Linked DNA regions of Homo sapiens: region 2 is linked to region 1. The links are chromatin loops, found by intact Hi-C in ENCODE. Cell type or tissue: heart right ventricle. All regions are shown on one strand. Links, peaks and the distances in the headings refer to the core of each region. The heading gives the core; the rest is flanking DNA. Region 1 has its middle 24 kb from the start of TJP2. Region 2 overlaps FXN (frataxin).

Region 1 (5,377 bases), core at 192-5,191:
GTTTCATGTCGACGTTCCCTTTTTACAGATGAAGGATCTGAGGCTCAGAAGCATTAAGACATGTGCCCAAGATCACACAATTAGAAGGCAGCAGGACTAGGATCTGAACGACTATCTGCTCTTCTGGAGTGTGCCATTCACACTCCACTAAACTCCAGTTCACACATTTATCTGGAATCCACCCAAGTAGGGGCTGCCAACTTCAACAGACAGGAATTATAAAACAAGCACATGAAAAAAATTACAACCCCATTCCAGCTAGCCATGGCCTGGCCTATAAACAGAGGTCAAAGTGTAACAAAAAACAAATGCATCCCACATCTGTCAAAATTTAAGACCTTGTAAATCTCATTTGATTCACTCTTAAAAGTGAATCAGTAAATAGATAATACTCGCTCCTAGCTCTTTCACTAAAAGCTTGGACATAATTAATCTTTAGAAGCCAGTGTGACTGATGTCCTTTATCTTTTCATCAAAGTGCTTACCACTGTTATATAATTTTACTACCTCAATGATAATGAAAAAATATAACCTATTAAAATGACCTCCAATCCCAGACATCATCAGCACCAAATGCCAATTTAGGCATTTATTTTGAACCACAGAAGTTGTACTTACTTACATGCCAGAAAGGTCATCCTCAATAAGCATTCACCAACCATGGCAAAGTTATACCTATCAATTCAGTCCATTAATTCAGGTAAGATGTTTCTATTCTTTGGTAAATAGGACATTACCATTAAATTTTCTATGAAAATGTATATATCAGCAACATCAAAAATGGTAACTCTGACTACCTCTAGAATGTGAAAACGGTAACTATTCGAACAAATTTTGGGGGAGACCAGTAACTAGGTTGATGAGAGATTAAATAAGCAAATACCTGGCAACGTGGGCCGTGTACTGGTACAGCTCTGTGCTTCCTGGAGTACTTGCTCCTGGAGCTGCAGCCGGGGTGCCAATCCCACTCACAGGGAGATGACAGTAATGTGGTACTTCGCACCCTGGAAAAGACAGTGTTGTTAAAAATCCAACATGCTCATTCCCTGCAATGGTAAGATTTTGGGAAATGCACTGAAGTCCACATACCATACAATTTGCCCGTTTTTAGGATGGCTTTTAGTACCTTCACAGAGTTATGCAACTGTCACCACAATCCTTTTTTTTTTTTTTTGAGACGGAGTTTTGCTCTTGTTGCCCAGGCTAGAGTGCAATGGTGTGATATCGGCTCACCGCAACCTCTGCCTGCTGGTTCAAGCAATTCTCCTGCCTCAACCTCCCGGAAAGCTGGGATTACAGGCATGCGCCACCACGCCCGGCTAATTTTGTATTTTTAGTAGAGACGGGGTTTCTCCATGTTGGTCAGGCTGGTCTTGAACTCCCGACCTCAGGTGATCCACCCACCTCGACTTCCCAAAGTGCTGGGATTACAGGCGTCAGCCACTGCGCCCGGCCCACAATCCATTTTAGAAGATCTTCATTAACCCCACAAGAAAAGCCCCATAACCATTAGCCATCATTCCCTGAGCCCCCAATTCTCTCTCTGCCTCTTGGCCCTAGGCAACCACCAATCTAATTTTTTACTCTATAGATTTATCTATTCTGGATATTTCATATGAATGGACTCATATGATATGAGGCCTTTTGTGACTGCCTTCTTTTACTTAGCATAATGTATTCAGGGTTCATTGATGTTATAGCATACATCAGCACTTCATTCCTTTTTATGGCCAAATAATATTACATTGTATGGATATACCACATTTTATTATCTATTCTTCAGTTGGTGGAAGTTTGGGTTGTTTCTACTCTTTGGTCATTATGAACACTTGTGTACAATTGTTTATGTGGACATATGTTTTCATTTCTCTCAGAAATAATGGAATTGCTGCCCCTGTTTTCAGTCTTCAAAAAATGGAGAAAGTGAATTGCCACCTAAACTTTGGTATCACCAGTCCACCTGAGGGTCACTCTGAGAAACAAGATCTTATAAGAATTCGCCTTTCAGGTTAAACAAATATCAGCGGGTGAGAAAATAGCTAGAACAAAATATTTTAGGCTGGGCATGGTGGCTCACGCCTGTAATCCCAGCACTTTGGAAGGCTGAGGCGGGTGGATCACCTGAGGCCAGGAGTTCGATCAAGACCAGCCTGGCCAACATGGTGAAACCCCATCTCTACTAAAAATACAAAAATTAGCTGGGCATGGTGGGGAGGTGCTGTAATCCCAGCTACTCAGGAGGCTGAGGCAGGAGAATCACTGGAACCCAGGAGGCAGAGGTTGCAGTGAGGTGAGATCTCACCACTGCATTCCAGCCTGGCGACAAGAGTGAAACTCTTGTCTCAAAAAAAAAAAAAGAAAAGAAAAAAATTTTTTATTATAGTAAAATACACATAACATAAAATTTACCATTCCAAAGTATACTACAGAGAAAACATTTTAAACCAAAAGGGAATTTGTTTTTCATAGCATTTATAACACTGGCTTGTGTTTATGGTTTTGTTTTTTGAGACAGTCTCACTTGTCGCCCAGGCTGGAGTGCAGTGGCACAATCTCGGCTCACTGCAACCACCGCCTCCTGGGTTCAAGCAGTTTTCCTGCCTCAGCCTCTCAGGTAGCTGGGATTACAGGCACGTGCCACCACGGCCGGCTAATTTTTGTATTTTCAGTAGAAACAGGGTTTCACCACGTTGGCCCGGCTGGTGTCGAACTCCTGACCTCAAGTGATCCATCCACCTTGGCCTCCTAAAGTGCTGGGATTACAGGCATGAGCCACCGCAACTGGCCTAGGCTTGTGTTTATATTTATGGGTTGCTCACCAGCAGGAAAGATGGCAAATACTTTCTCGTTTTACCCCTAAGACCAAGAAAACCCAAGAAATACCCCTTCTGCAAATTCTTATGAAGCCTGCATGTGCCTTTCGAATACCACAAGGAGGCAAGCTCCTTTCTGGGTTGAGCTTGTGAAGGCAGCTTCACTCGGGCAGTCACAGGAAAAACTTTCAGTGGGAGGAAGAATGCAGCCTCTCACCACTTCTGGACATACTCTTCTGTTTGCTAGACAAACTGATATTGTGGCGTCTGTGCAAAACACTCTACTCCCTACACGATGAAATAGAAAGAAAAGATGGTGTCAGTTTTATTTGTACAGGCGGGAGGCACATTTCCCTTCTCCCAGGATCAGCAGGAAATGTAGGCAAAGGCTAAAGCTATGCCATCTGGACATCCTACAAAGCAAGCAACGGGATTAAAGCCCAGCCCATACATGGTTTCTATTATTACTTCCAAAGATAAATAAATGGCTTACAAATCGAGAGGTACTTAGTTATGCTTTTGGCTTCATATGCAAACTTTTCTACAGGTATCAGCTCCAAGGAGAGCTTATTTCTTTTATTAAAATGGCTTGCTTTTTAATTTAAGGAGTTTTCTGCATTTCTAATGTATCCTGGCTTTAACTTTCTCTATAATAATCCAAGGAGTTTTTTCATGTATACAAACCCCCAATAACAATCAGTTGTTTCTAAAATACACTATTATTGAATAGGGCCTCTAAATTAAAAGAACATTTGGCAGAAAGAAATAAAATATATTCTTGGATTTCAATAGTATTGAGAGATAATGTAAAATTGTCAGGTAACATGAGTTAAAGCTGAAAAACTTTACAGATTTCAAAAGGAAGATTCATAGGTGGCTGGGTATTTTAGGTTAGTATTTGGGTATCAATTATTTTTATTCTATCTTTCTCCATTGTGGCTATACTGAAACCGAGTTAGCACTGGAAAATATTTGTTGAGCACCTACCATGTGCTGGGCAATGGGCAAATATACACATGTGTAAATCATCCAATCTCTGTTTCAATGAACTTGCAATACTCAGTCAATTGTCGGTTGGTAGCCATTCGTTTTGGCCAATCATGCAACTGTACAGTTTGCAGAATAGAAGCCCAAGCACATCCCTGCTTGCAGACAGCAAGAAAAAGTATTACAGAGGGGGGCGGTGGCTCATGCCTATAATCCCAGCACTTTGGGAGGCCGAGGCGGGTGGATCACTTGGGGTCAGGAGTTCGAGACTAGCCCGGCCAACATGGTAAAACTGCATCTCTACTGAGAATACAAAAATAGCTAGGCATGGTGGTATCTGTAGTCCCAGCTACTTGGGAGGTGGAGACAGGAGAATTGCTTCAACCCGGAAGGCAGAGATTACAGTGAGCCAAGATCCTGCCACTGTACTCCAGCCTCCTGGGCGACAAAGTGTGACTCCGTCTCAAAAAAAAAAAAAAAAGTATTACAGAGGGGGAAGCATGAGAAGAATGAATGAATTCCTTGAGGTTTTAAATACTGGATTATAACCTGACTTCCAATTGTGGCTTTTTTTTTTTTGAGACTGTGTCTCAAAAAAAAAAAAAAATTAAAAAAAATATAAAAAAGAAAGGGCCAGGCACAGTGGCTCATGCCTGTAATCCTAACACTTTGGGAGGCCAAGATGGGCAGATCACCTAAGGTAAGGAGTTCGAGACCACCCTGACCAACGTGGAGAAACCCCGTGTCCACTAAAAATACAAAATTAGCCAGACGTGGTGGCGCATGCCTGTAATCCAAGCTACTCGGGAGGCTGAGGCAAGAGAATCTCTGGAACCCGGGAGGCGGAGGTTGCAGTGAGCCAAGATTGTGCCATTGCACTCCAGCCTGGGCAGCAAGAGCTAAATACTGTCTCAAAAAAAAAAAAAAAAGTGATCAGTGAAATGTTTTATCCCTGTGTATTCACAGAACTCAAAGAGTATTATAGGTACAAGGAAGATCTTGTTCGTCCTCTGATCCAATGCTATTTCATCCAGCTTAAGGAAACGTTCTCTCTCTCAAAAAAAAGGCACATTCAACTTCCCTTATTAAGGGCTACTTTGTAATAATTTGACTTCTGTTTGGTTTGATTTGGGGAAATGAGGAGAAGCAGAGATCTATTTAGGTCTATTTAGGGTACTTATTCCAATTGCTAGTAGAGGTTATCTCTGAACAAAAATTAATAATCTAGCAATCAACTTGCACATCTGAATCATGGGAGCTTGTTTAGGCCGAATCCCTTCATGAAAGACCCTGAGGCAGAAACTAAGAACATCCCGTTTCTGTCTGAGAGCCAGGCCCTTGATCAGGATGACTCCAATGAGGCTGAGTTTCCCACTTGTAAAATTCGAACACTAAACTAGAATTCAGGAATGGTAAATATATAGGCCACGGCTTGCATCTCCCCAATTCCCTAATCATAGGTTCAGAACAAACATCCCTAATCAGTTGCGATATTCCTTTCCCGCTAAGCCCAGGTTTGGCCTCCAGGTCCTCCTAGCTAGATACTCCAAGCAGCCAACCATCAACTGGCACCTGTC
Region 2 (5,377 bases), core at 129-5,128, 82 kb after region 1:
GTGAGACCCCATGTTGACAAAAAAAATTATTTTTAATTAAAAATAAATAAAATTAAGAAAAAAAAAACAAAACAAAAATCAGAAATGCAGCCAGATGAAAGATATTTTGAACCAATGTGAAAGGCTGAGAGAAAAAAAAACAAAATTTTTTTTATATTAAACAACCTTTATTTGAAAAATAGTGCCTTACCATCCTAATGCTATCAATCAAACTTCAATAAGAGCAACTGCAGCATCAACCAATAACAGTTGCTAAATTAACAAGAGATCAGTCAAAAGTGCTTTAAAGGCAGCAGCACTGGCTGGTGTTTCCCTGAGCCTCTGGGCATTCAGGACCCAGGTACAGGGAAAACAGAATCAAACCAGCTGGTGTTCTGCATCCAAGCCCTCGCATCGTTACCTGCCTCCCTCCTGGTGGCCCTGGTGGCCCATGGTCCCCCTAGCACTTCTGAGCCCCTGTCAGCTGTGGGCGGGGCGCCAGGAGCCACAGGCCACTTGTAAAAGGTTGGAACTTGGTCTCATGGTCAGCTGGTTTCTTCCCATTGTGGTCATTTTCTTTTTGGAGTGCCTGGAGCACTCTCTCAATGGACACGGCGGCCCTCCAGCCTTCCTGGGCCGTTTTCTTTCTTTTTTTTTTTTTTGAGATGGGGTCTCACTGTGTCACCCAGGCTGGAGTGCAGTGGTGTGATCTCAGCTCACTGCAACCTCTGCCCCACAGACTCAGGCAATCCTTCCACCTCAGCCTCCTGAGTAGCTGGGACCACAGGCATGCATCACCACACCCGGCTAATTTTTGTATTTTTGGTAGAGACGGGGTTTCACCATGTTGCCCAGGCTGGTCTGGAACTCCTGAGCTCAAGCCATCTGCCTGCGTCAGCTTCCCAAAGTGCTAGGATTACAGGTGTGAGCTACCGTGCTTGCCCCCTGGGCCATTTTCTTACAGCAAATTGGAAGAGTCTTTCTTCAATTCCTGGGCCAGGTTTTGGGCCATCTTCATGTAGTGGTCATGGGTGTGACACATGTGGTTCAAGTTTTCATGCACCTTGCTTAGTCTCTGCTAGAGGTCGGGCAGTAGGCATCCTCCTCCGTGGACTCCCGCTATGGCCTCATCACGTTTTTGGTGCAGTTCAGGCAGAGCGGGCAGCATCAGCTGCAGCCTCAGGAGCTCCGTCTCCAGCTGTGCCCTTGCACCCTACAGAGGCCTACTCTCCAAGCTCTTTACTCCTTTGGATTTCTTCAGAGGGACTTGTAGCCAGGAAGCGGGGAGACCACCATGTCTGGTTTCCCTGTTCCCCTCCACTGCCAAGTCCCCATCATACCACCCTTGAGCAGAGGCAGGACATTCAGCGGGGTGAGTGTCAGAAAGTGACATTATTTATGCAATGTCTTGGGGGAGTGGAAAGAACTCACAGTAGCCGCTTAGCACGAGGAGGCCAGTTGCTTCACTCCAACATTCATGGCCTGTTTCATTCCTGCCTTGGCCTTTCCTTCTTCTCCTCCTTTTTTTGAGACAGTCTCACTCTGTCGCCCAGGATGGAGTGCTGTGGCACGATTTCAGTTCGTTACAACCTTCGCCTCCTGGGTTCAAGCAATTCTCCTGTCTCAGTCTCCCAAGCAGCTGGGATTACAGGTGCCTGCCACCATGCCTGGCGAATTTTTTGTATTTTTAGTAGAGACAGGGTTTCACTATGTTGCCCAGGCTGGTCTCAAACTCCTGACCTCAAGTGATCCGCCTGCCTTGGCCTCCCAAAGTGCTGGGATTACAGGCGTGAGCCACTGTGTCTGGCCCCTTCTTCTTCGCCTGCAAGCATTGCTTCTGTCTCGCAATTTCTTGGTCAGGCAGCTCTGCGGTTTGCTGATGGTCAGTGCCGTCATTCAGATAGTCTGCAGTTTGCCCCTGAAGATCCTCTCCATGGTGCTGTGAAGCATGCAGGACGCACTTTGCATCAGTCACTCGGGGAAGTTCAGGAGGCCTGCTTTTCATGCTTTTTCAGAAACTAACCTAGGTCCTGACACGAGGACCTGCTCATTTCATTTGGAACCCTCGAACAGAGGGTTTGGAGCAATCAAGGACTGGCCTCTGGCATGGTCAACGTAAGACCACCACCAGCCTGAGGTGCTGGCCGCATCTTGGCCCTGGCCTTTCTGTGGATCTCACCTTGGGCCGATTCTCCCCTTCTCAGCTTGTCATCTTCTGACTGTGAAGGCCACCACAGCAGTGCACGCCTGGGTCACCCAGGGTATTTATAGGTTCCTTGGCACTAGTCCTAAGATTCTGCACATCACTAGCACTGCCGCCCACAGGAGGGCCAGCAGCAGCTGAGTTGGCATGTCGTGGCGGCCAGCAGGCCCTCTGTGGCTCCCGAGGGCTCTGCAGCTCTGCCTCCACTTGCCAGTGGCCTGTGGGCCACAAATCACCACTCGGAACCCTGTGGGGTGTTCCGTCTCAAACAAAAACAAGGGCCCATCAGTCATTGTAGAACTTCTGTTGGGCTGGGGGGAGGGGAGGCACCCCATGTTCTAGAAAATTGTGTCCCTGATTTTGCTGTGCAAACAGAAAGTGACATTATTTATGCAATGCCTTGGGGGAGTGGAAAGAGCTCATAGTAGCCCCTTAGCACAGGCCACTCCAGGCTCCACCTGGCCCTACAGCACAGCTAGTGGGTCAAAGCAGGGCCAGGTCATAGCCCCGTGTCCACATGCGATCCTCTCAGGGTAGCATGGTGGCCTGCCTCTGTCCCTTCTGAGGCTCGTTACCAATTTCAAGCTTCCTTCTGCTGCAGGGAAGCCCGGTCCCACCTACAAAGAGTCTGTCTCCCTTGCTAGATTGAGCTCCTTGAAGATGGGACTGTGTTTTCTTCATCTCTGTATTTCCAGTAGCTCATCAATGCCCATTATACACTAGAGGCTAAGTCATTTTGGGCCCTGTTTTCTTGTTGACTCTATTCTGACTTAGGACATGTCACTTTCCCCACTGGACCTGCATATTCACATCTGTGAATAAGAGTAAGTGGGTAAAGACCCTTCTTGCTTTAAAGCCCCTCCAATACAGAGACCTCTGAAACCAGAAGCAGAAGCTGAGGAGTGGTGAATGGAGCATTTTCCCTGGCATGATGGCTGAGACCTGCAGATCTGGCTATGAGGGTGGTATCTTGCCAGTTGAATGCCTCTGCAGAATTTCACCCTACTTTTCAAAGCAGACTCAAGGATGATCTTTATTGTTGATAATTTCATGTTTTTGTTGTTGTTGTTGTTGTTTTGAGGCTTTGATATTGACACAACAGCTTCTGGAAATCTTTTCCACAGAGAGTATGGGGACTTCTTTAGCCAAGTTGGGCGGGTGCAGGCTCCAACTGCTCGGCAGCCACTGTCCGGGCCACAGCATGTCCACAACCTCCTGCTCCTCTACAGGGGTTTCTCCAGACATAACCGTGTGTCTGGTCATGCCATTTGCCACAGGTATAAAAACAATGACGACGGCCCGAAACTGCGGGATCTTCCCGCGGAATCCTGTGCCTTCGCAGGTACAGCTACACGGCGCTCCCGCGCTCCGGCCTGCTCCTTCCAAGAAGACAGGCGCAGAACGGCCTGGGTCCTGCTCCCCCGGAACCCCGCAGTCTGTGTGGGCAGCAGGCCGGGAGTGGGGAGAGCCGCCCTGGTGGTGAGGCCCGGAGCGGGACGGCTGTGTTAGGCAGCATCCTGGCCTCCAGTGACCAGCAGACTGACTCGGCCTCCATCCCCCGCTGGGAGCTGCCGTCTTGCCGCCACTTCCCACAGAAGCACTGAGAGCTTGTCCTCAGGGCCCGCTTCTCTGCCTCCCTTCCCCCGACTCCCATCCGGCGGTGGCCACTCTGGATCTGCCGGAAACGGCGCAGGAAGGGGAGGGGCCTGAGGTGGACCGGGGAGCCTGTGGTCTCTGGGTGTGGCCTGCTCTGGCCAAGGCACCTCTTCAGTCTCACCCAGTCTCAACCTGCCCCGTCCCCCATATATATATATATATTTTTTTTTTTTGAGGAAGATAGTATCTGTGACAGTAAACGGCATGCTCAGCAGATCTTTCCAAATTCCCATGCTTCTGAACACAGCTAGAGCGTATTGCTGGGCAGTGTGTCCAAATACGATATGGACGTTTTCAGTCTTCAGATATGGGGAAAGTTCTTTTGGGGTAAGTGCCTGCCCGATATCTACAAAGCCACTGATCCCCAAAAGTGATCGCTGGACCGAGCTGATCCACTTCGTTCCCCCGGAGATGAAGGATAAGAACACACAGGCTCAAGCACAGCCAGGGTCAGGAAGAATGACTGAGGCCACAGAGGCTAGTTGGCCCACAGAGGTTAAAATCCTCCAACCTCCAGCACACTAACTGGGTCTAAAAACCAATACAATCTGTGAATTAGGGCCTTCCTAGAATGACAGTGATTTCTAGTGCTGTTTTTGTTGAACTCTAGCACACTTCTTGGATGAAAGTGTGGGGAAAGGAAACACACTATTTATTCTGAACAAAGCATTAGAGATCACAGAATAATAAATGGGAAAATATTAATTACCTAAAAATGATGTCAATGTTAGGGGGTAGAGTAAGGTTATAATTTTTAAAAAATGCAAATACCGTTAGTCTTTCAAAGAATTCTATGCTAGTTTTATCTGGCCCTTTCCCAATTCACAGTCAACATGCTCTCTTTGGAAGTGCTAATGAATGACTGGATCTGAGAACGTTTTGTGGGCATTTCTCTTTTACTTTCTTACAACCACTTCAACAGCAGCCAGGCTGCTGAGGGATGAGGGATGTCTCTCCCTGCATGTTCTCAGGCTTTCAGATGCTATGCAGGCCACATTGTGTCTCCAACACAATCTTTTATTCCTCTAGATTGAAAGCACATCAATGGAAAAGGCAGGAGGGATTAAATGCCCTGGAGCAGCAATATATAACACTCTACCACCTCCACAGGGTACACAACCCCAACCTGCAAAGGGAATTCAAATAACCCTTTACCTGAGAGGCTCAAAACAAGTAGAGGTCAAACTTTAACTTGCTTTGAAGACAAAGTGCAACTTGTTCAAACGCTACAAGGTCAAAAGTAGCTTCTTTTAAAGTCAGGGCAATAATTTAATAGAGGAAAACTGTCTAGGCTGGATTTGGAAAAGTTATAAGCTACTCACTTCAGATCTTAATATCCTGATGCCTGCTTACAGTATCCAAATTGTCAGCAGGGAGAAGTTATGTAACTAGAGTAAACTTTTCTACTGAGAATGAGACAGGCTGCAAAATATCAGGAAAGGCTCACTTACAAGGATGCTAACATAAGACGATGACTTTTTTTTTTTTTTTGGGACAGGGTCTGGCCCTGTTGCCCAGGCTGGAGTGCAGTGGCGCGAT

The links. Hi-C counts contacts between places; a loop is a spot of excess contacts. Peaks named below come from ENCODE experiments on the same cell type or tissue, not always from the same donor. Only the 100,000 strongest peaks of a DNase experiment are listed, where the experiment ranks them.
Region 2: a loop joins it to region 1, with 2.0 times the contacts of the local background. A loop is called at or near these places in 31 of 110 quality-filtered maps.

The regions. Positions count from the first base shown.
Region 1 is chr9:69,147,278-69,152,654 of GRCh38, reverse strand. It overlaps a transcript of TJP2 not described here. Among named protein-coding and RNA genes, the nearest start is that of TJP2, 24 kb to the left of the region's middle. In heart right ventricle, for the core only: a CTCF peak has its summit at 2,925; no DNase peak of the experiment used is centred there; H3K27ac peaks cover 1,982 bases.
Region 2 is chr9:69,065,493-69,070,869 of GRCh38, reverse strand. All of the region lies in intron 4 of FXN (frataxin), which reads right to left. Among named protein-coding and RNA genes, the nearest start is that of FXN, 32 kb to the right of the region's middle. RefSeq lists enhancers at 1,916-2,415, 3,666-4,265. In heart right ventricle, for the core only: a CTCF peak has its summit at 2,331; a DNase peak (open chromatin) is centred at 2,299; H3K27ac peaks cover 1,933 bases.